Regions from separate parts of the Mus musculus genome. Here region 2 is linked to region 1. A link is a contact called in ENCODE Hi-C or POLR2A ChIA-PET data. All regions are on one chromosome and are shown on one strand. Each heading gives the region's core, a stretch centred on a gene start or an enhancer-like site at or near the end of the contact. The rest is flanking DNA. Distances are from core to core; before and after follow the strand shown. Region 1 holds the start of Lsm7 (LSM7 homolog, U6 small nuclear RNA and mRNA degradation associated). Region 2 holds the start of Timm13 (translocase of inner mitochondrial membrane 13).

Region 1 (2,634 bases), core at 70-2,569:
GCCCTGGCCCACTGGCCAGATGCAGCAAGCCCTGACACACTTTCAAAAGCTCATGCTCAGCCAAGAACAGGATGTGGGGATAAAAGCAGCCAAAGAGAGATGTTGGCCACATGGTGGAGAGCCCAGGAACCACATGTGTGAGGAATGCCTTAAAGCTTAGCCAATCAAGGAGGCACATGCCAGCCAGTTGTGGCAGCACCGGGGAGGCTGAGGCAGAGCTGCAAGCCCACCGCCAGCCTGGGCCATACAGGGAGACCCTGTCACAAAAGTCTGTAATCTCAAAAAGGAAAAGAAAAAGTATTTTTAAAAATGACCTGGGCTCTTGTTTCACAAGACAAGAGCGTACACAGTAGCAGGACGCACTGGCCACCCTTCAAACCGGCCCAAGACCCAAGGATGCAACACTCCAGGATCTGGGACTGAAGGCTGGAGCCACAAAGACAAAACAAGAAAGGACTCTACTAAGCCAGGAGTTGCGATGCGGCGCGTGAGATAACTAGGCCGGTGTTTTGCTTTGAGTTCCAGGTTAGCCAAGCCTCACCGGGTGCACAGGGACAGCCAGGGCAACATGGGAAGTCAGAGCCCAGCCTGGACTGCAGAGCGAGCTGGAGGCCAGCCTGAGCTGCGGAGCAAGTTGGAGGGCAGCCTGGACTGCAGAGTGAGTGTGAAGCCAACATGGGTTACATAGTGAGTTCAAGGCTAGCCTGGACTACGCCGAGTTCGAGACCAGCATGCCACCTCTCTCAGAAAGCAAAGCACACCAGAAGCCAGCCTCCTGCCAGGGCGCACCCCGCGCACACCTGAGGCGTCCCAGCAGAAGCTCGTCCCCAGCGTTCTGCACCGACCCTGAGGTGGGGACCCCCTTCCGCCCAAGGTCACAGAACAGAAGCCGGGGTGCCGGGCTGCATGCACCTCGGGGGCCGCGCTGGACGCCCCGGGGATGGAGCGCGGGAACTCGCCCCATTCTGCAAAAGGGGAAACTGAGGCTGGCAGGAACAGCGGCGGCGGCGGTTGGGGCCCCGGGGCGCAGGGCGGGCTAAGCCCCGCCAGAAGTCTGCGGTGGCAATGAGCGAGTGGACCGCAAGGTCAAGGGCACGGTCAGGAGTTGGGGGGCCGGGCCGATCGGCCGTGGCGCTCACCTGGGCCGCGAGTAGCAGCAAAGCTGCGGCCAGCCGCGCCGCGGCCATGTCCGCCGGTCCCCCCGCAGCTCTAGGCGGAAGGTTTCCTGGCAACGCCTTCGGGACGCCGCAACGTGCTTGCGCCGAGGCTGCGCGTGCGCAAAGGCCTCCGCGTTAGAAAAGGGCGGGGCGGCGCCTGCGCAGAGCGACGTGAGGCGACAAGATGGCGGTGAGCATGTCTAGATCGTGGAAAGCAGGGCCGCGGGATCGAGGGTCTGTGGAAGCGAGAGCAGAAAGACTGAAAGGAGAGTGACGGACGCCCTAGAGTAGGGAGACAGGGTGCTGAAGGATGGGAGCCACGTGGGACTGCAGACGGAAGCCATGGGTACAGACCAGGTGACATGAAAAACAGACGACCGACATGAGGATGCAGACGCGGAACGTGGGGGTTGCAGACCAGGCAGACAGGGGTGCGTACAGGAAACAGTGCAGATGGGGTATCCAGGGATGCAGATGAGGACGTGGGCATGCAGACAGAAATGCAGACTCGGGCATAGCATTCAATTAGGCAGACACTGGAGGTGAGGATGCACCCAGGGTTCTGGGAGCCTGAGTTGGAAAGGAGTCCCTGGGTGCCATGCCCAGGCTACAGGGATATGGGGAGGCTGGACCTCTCTCCTCAGCGCCCCACCTCCCAGCAGGACAAAGAGAAAAAGAAGAAAGAAAGCATCTTGGACCTCTCCAAGTACATCGATAAGACCATTCGGGTGAAGTTCCAGGGTGGCCGGGAAGGTGAGTGCCTACCGCAGGGCTCCCTGACACAGAGCTTGGCTGAGGTCACAGCAAGCAAGGGAAGCCACCTAGTACAGGCGTTCCAATAATGGCTTGGGCTATTGTGTACCATTGAAAGGTATGCCCCTATTGTGGGTGGGGAAACAGAGCCCCAGGAAAGGAGTCAAGTGAGATTAGCACCCAGACCAGTATGGATGGATCCTGAAGGAAGGGGCCAGGACCCACGAGGAGGTGGAAGGAGGTGATAGGAAGCCCTGTTCTTAAGCACCTGGACACAGCAGGAACCTGGAAGGTTTCCCAATGAAAGGATTGAAAGTTCCAGGCCAGTTTAAGTTATGTAGCAAGATCTGTCTCCAAGAATCAACCATGGGTGGGGCTGTATGTCTGTGGGTAGATTGCTGGTTTAGCATGCATAAAGCCCTGAGTTCTATTCCCAACCCCGTGTAAACCTGGCGTGGTTGTATAAGCCTGGCATTCCAACACTAGGGGTAAGACAGGAGGATCAGGCTGCCTAGTGAGTCTGAGACCAGCTTGGGCACATGAGACCCTGGGGGGGGGGGGGGAGACTGTTTCAGATTGCATGGATGGGTGACAATAAAGTTTTATGGACACTATATAGCACCTTCCATACTGGAAAGAAGAGGGTTGGAGTCACAGTGACTAGGCCACCACACTTACTTACTCATGAGTTCTGTGGTGGCAACTGTTCCTGAGCTGCCATACC
Region 2 (2,634 bases), core at 54-2,553, 46 kb before region 1:
GGGACGACGCCTCCCATCCTAAGACTGAAGGGGACAGGCAAACCGTGGGCGTTGTGCCTTCAGGAGCAAAGGCTGCAGGTTCCCAGCCAGTGACTGCTCACATGAGTGTGGCCACACTAGCTATGCTCCTGGCCTCTCCTGTATGAATACTGTGTGGCCCCTCTGTGCCCCACCTCGATGGCAAGGCCTGGAAACTTGCTTCCCTGCAACTTAGTGCCAGGAGCCAGCCAGTTTCACCTGTCACCTCCCCACCACTGACACATGGTATTTTTTTAAAGAATATTTATTTTTTTACATCGGTCAGTAACGCAGCTCACTGGGATGATGCTCTGGGGGTTCAGGCCTGGAGCTGCCACAACTGGCAGCTTCCTTTACTGAGCTAGGGCGAGTTCTTTCTCTCTCCTGGCACAGCTGATGGTAGGAAGAGTCCAGGCCTAGTCTTCCCCCAAGGCAAGAGCTCTTGGCCACAGGATGCCACCACTGCCACCAACCTCCAGAACCCACCAGCCACCTCCTGCTTCTAGATACCTCCGTTTTCTTTGTGACCGGCGTTGGATCCTGGATAGTTATGGCTGGCTGCAGTCACTGCGCAGCTCTGCTGCCTTGCCCACAGGGCAGGTGTACTCTGCACTGGAGCTAGCTTCCTTGTATTTGAGGAGCAGGTCTAGAGTAATCTGCAGGTCCTCAGGGGTCTGTTTCTGGCCCTGGCTAGGTGAGATGGTTACCGGAGTGGCACTGCTGCTGGGGAGCCGCCGGCACTGCGCACATCGCTCAGCTCTACAGATTGTTTCTTTTATAAGATGCATGCCAAACGTGTGTTCCACCTTTTCTTTTACGCCTATGATTTGTAATATACATTTTACAACTGGAAACTTTTGTATACTCAAATAAACATTGACTTTAACTGCAGCCTCAGAGTAGATCTTCAGATTAAGATAGGAGCAGCAGGCTGGTAAGATGGCTCAGTGGGTAAGAGCACCGGACTGCTCTTCCGAAGGTCCGAAGTTCAAATACCAGCAACCACATGGTGGCTCACAACCATCCGTATAACTTTAAAAAAAAAACATATTAAAAAAAAAAAAAAAAAGCAGCGAGGATTTTATATTGTACGCATGCGCAGCGGGGAGGTCCAGGACAAAATGACCCTGGTCCAGCCCTTGCCAGGGCGTCAAAAGTCAGTGGGCTCACGCGGGAAGTTGCACAGCCTTCTGGGAATTGTGGTTCGGGTTTCCTTCCTTTCTAGAAGCCAAAGGACAGTGCTTAGGGACGGCGCGCACAGCCTTGTGGGAGCAGGAGTTTGCAGTTTCCCATAGAGCCTCCGAGGTCAGAGTGCACGGCGCGCACGGGTTTGTGGGAGGTGTAGTTTAACTTGTTTCCATGGTGACTCAGGCCGCAGCTTTGTCAGACTGCTGACGACGCGCGCTGCCTTGTGGGAATCGACTCAGCCTCTGTTTCCCGTGGTGCCCCGGCTTGGCTTCCGGGGCGTATGGTCGGTGTGCGCGACCGTGGCCCGGTTGACTGAGCAGCCATGGACAGCGGCTTCGGCTCGGATTTTGGCGGCACGGGTGGCGGGAAGCTGGACCCGGGGGCCATTATGGAGCAGGTGAAAGTGCAGATCGCCGTGGCCAACGCGCAGGAGCTGCTCCAGGTGCGGGGCGCGCCGGGGTTGGTGGCGGGGTTCCCCGGGTGAGTCCCCGCTGAGACCTCGCGTGTGTCCACAGAGAATGACGGACAAGTGTTTCCGGAAGTGCATCGGGAAGCCCGGGGGCTCCTTGGATAACTCGGAGCAGGTGAGACATCTCGGGAACCCGGGGTGGTGAGGGGCGCGGGGTCAGGAGCGTCTAGGAGGTTGAGAGATGTGCGCGTGCGCGGCCTCTAGCCTTAGCTACTGAGGAAGTTGTGCGCGTGCGCGGGGTGAGGACCCGGCTTCTGTGCCTAGATCGGTGCAGCCTTCATGGGTGATCCTCGGGTCGTGTGACCGTCAGTCAGGGATCCCCCTCCACGCTTTGCAGAAATGCATCGCCATGTGCATGGACCGCTACATGGACGCCTGGAATACCGTGTCCCGCGCCTACAACTCTCGACTGCAGCGGGAACGAGCCAACATGTGACCGGGACCTGTGCCTCGGGACACCGTGCTTATGGTCTGAACTGTTTTCCCTGCCAGTTAGGGTGTCTCCTCCTAGCCGCCCTGAAGTCTGGCAGCATGGAGGGCTTGGGGATCGAGGCCTCTCCCCTGGGTTGCTGCGTCCAGCTCAATCTCAGAAGAGAGTGAGGACCCGACAGAGCACAGGGATCTGGCTGGCCCCACTGACCTGTGACCTCAGGAGAGCAGGCCAATAAATCGCTGCTGGGGCAGTAAAGCAGGCGTGTCACCTCACTGCTTCAGGTCCCTTCCCCTGAGTAGGCCCAGACCTCCCAGGGTATCTTTCCCCTTGGGGTCAGTGGGCTGCTGGCTCTCAGGGAATTCGGAGCATGATCTCAGGTGTTTGGTCATCCCGGGGAGACCAGCCGAGGTTAAGAAGCAAGGCTTCATGTAGCCTTCACCTATCATGCATGAGGCCCAGGGTGCTGACCTTAACTCTGAATAAACCAAGTGTGGTGCACACCTGTCTGCCCAGCACTTGAGGGTGG

Evidence for each region. Hi-C counts contacts between places; a loop is a spot of excess contacts on that map. ChIA-PET counts read pairs that join two places held with the same protein, here RNA polymerase II (POLR2A).
Region 2: a loop to region 1 is called in a map of T-helper 2 cell, with 1.9 times the contacts of the local background. The contact joins the promoter of Timm13 here to the promoter of Lsm7 in region 1. A Hi-C loop is called at or near these places in 1 of 37 maps with a recorded cell type or tissue (T-helper 2 cell). POLR2A ChIA-PET finds 5 or more read pairs at or near these places in 3 of 5 experiments (Patski and embryonic stem cell).

The regions. Positions count from the first base shown.
Region 1 is chr10:80,853,894-80,856,527 of GRCm38, reverse strand. It overlaps Lsm7 (LSM7 homolog, U6 small nuclear RNA and mRNA degradation associated), which reads left to right and starts at 1,319. Exons shown (of 4, transcript NM_025349.2): 1 at 1,319-1,347; 2 at 1,820-1,910. The coding sequence starts at 1,342. It overlaps Sppl2b (signal peptide peptidase like 2B), which reads right to left and starts at 1,253. Exons shown (of 15, transcript NM_175195.3): 1 at 1,140-1,253. The coding sequence starts at 1,187.
Region 2 is chr10:80,899,638-80,902,271 of GRCm38, reverse strand. It overlaps Timm13 (translocase of inner mitochondrial membrane 13), which reads left to right and starts at 1,303. Exons shown (of 3, transcript NM_013895.4): 1 at 1,303-1,648; 2 at 1,722-1,790; 3 at 2,013-2,634. The coding sequence starts at 1,529. The coding sequence ends at 2,111. Lmnb2 (lamin B2) reads left to right here. Exons shown (of 12, transcript NM_010722.5): 12 at 1-909.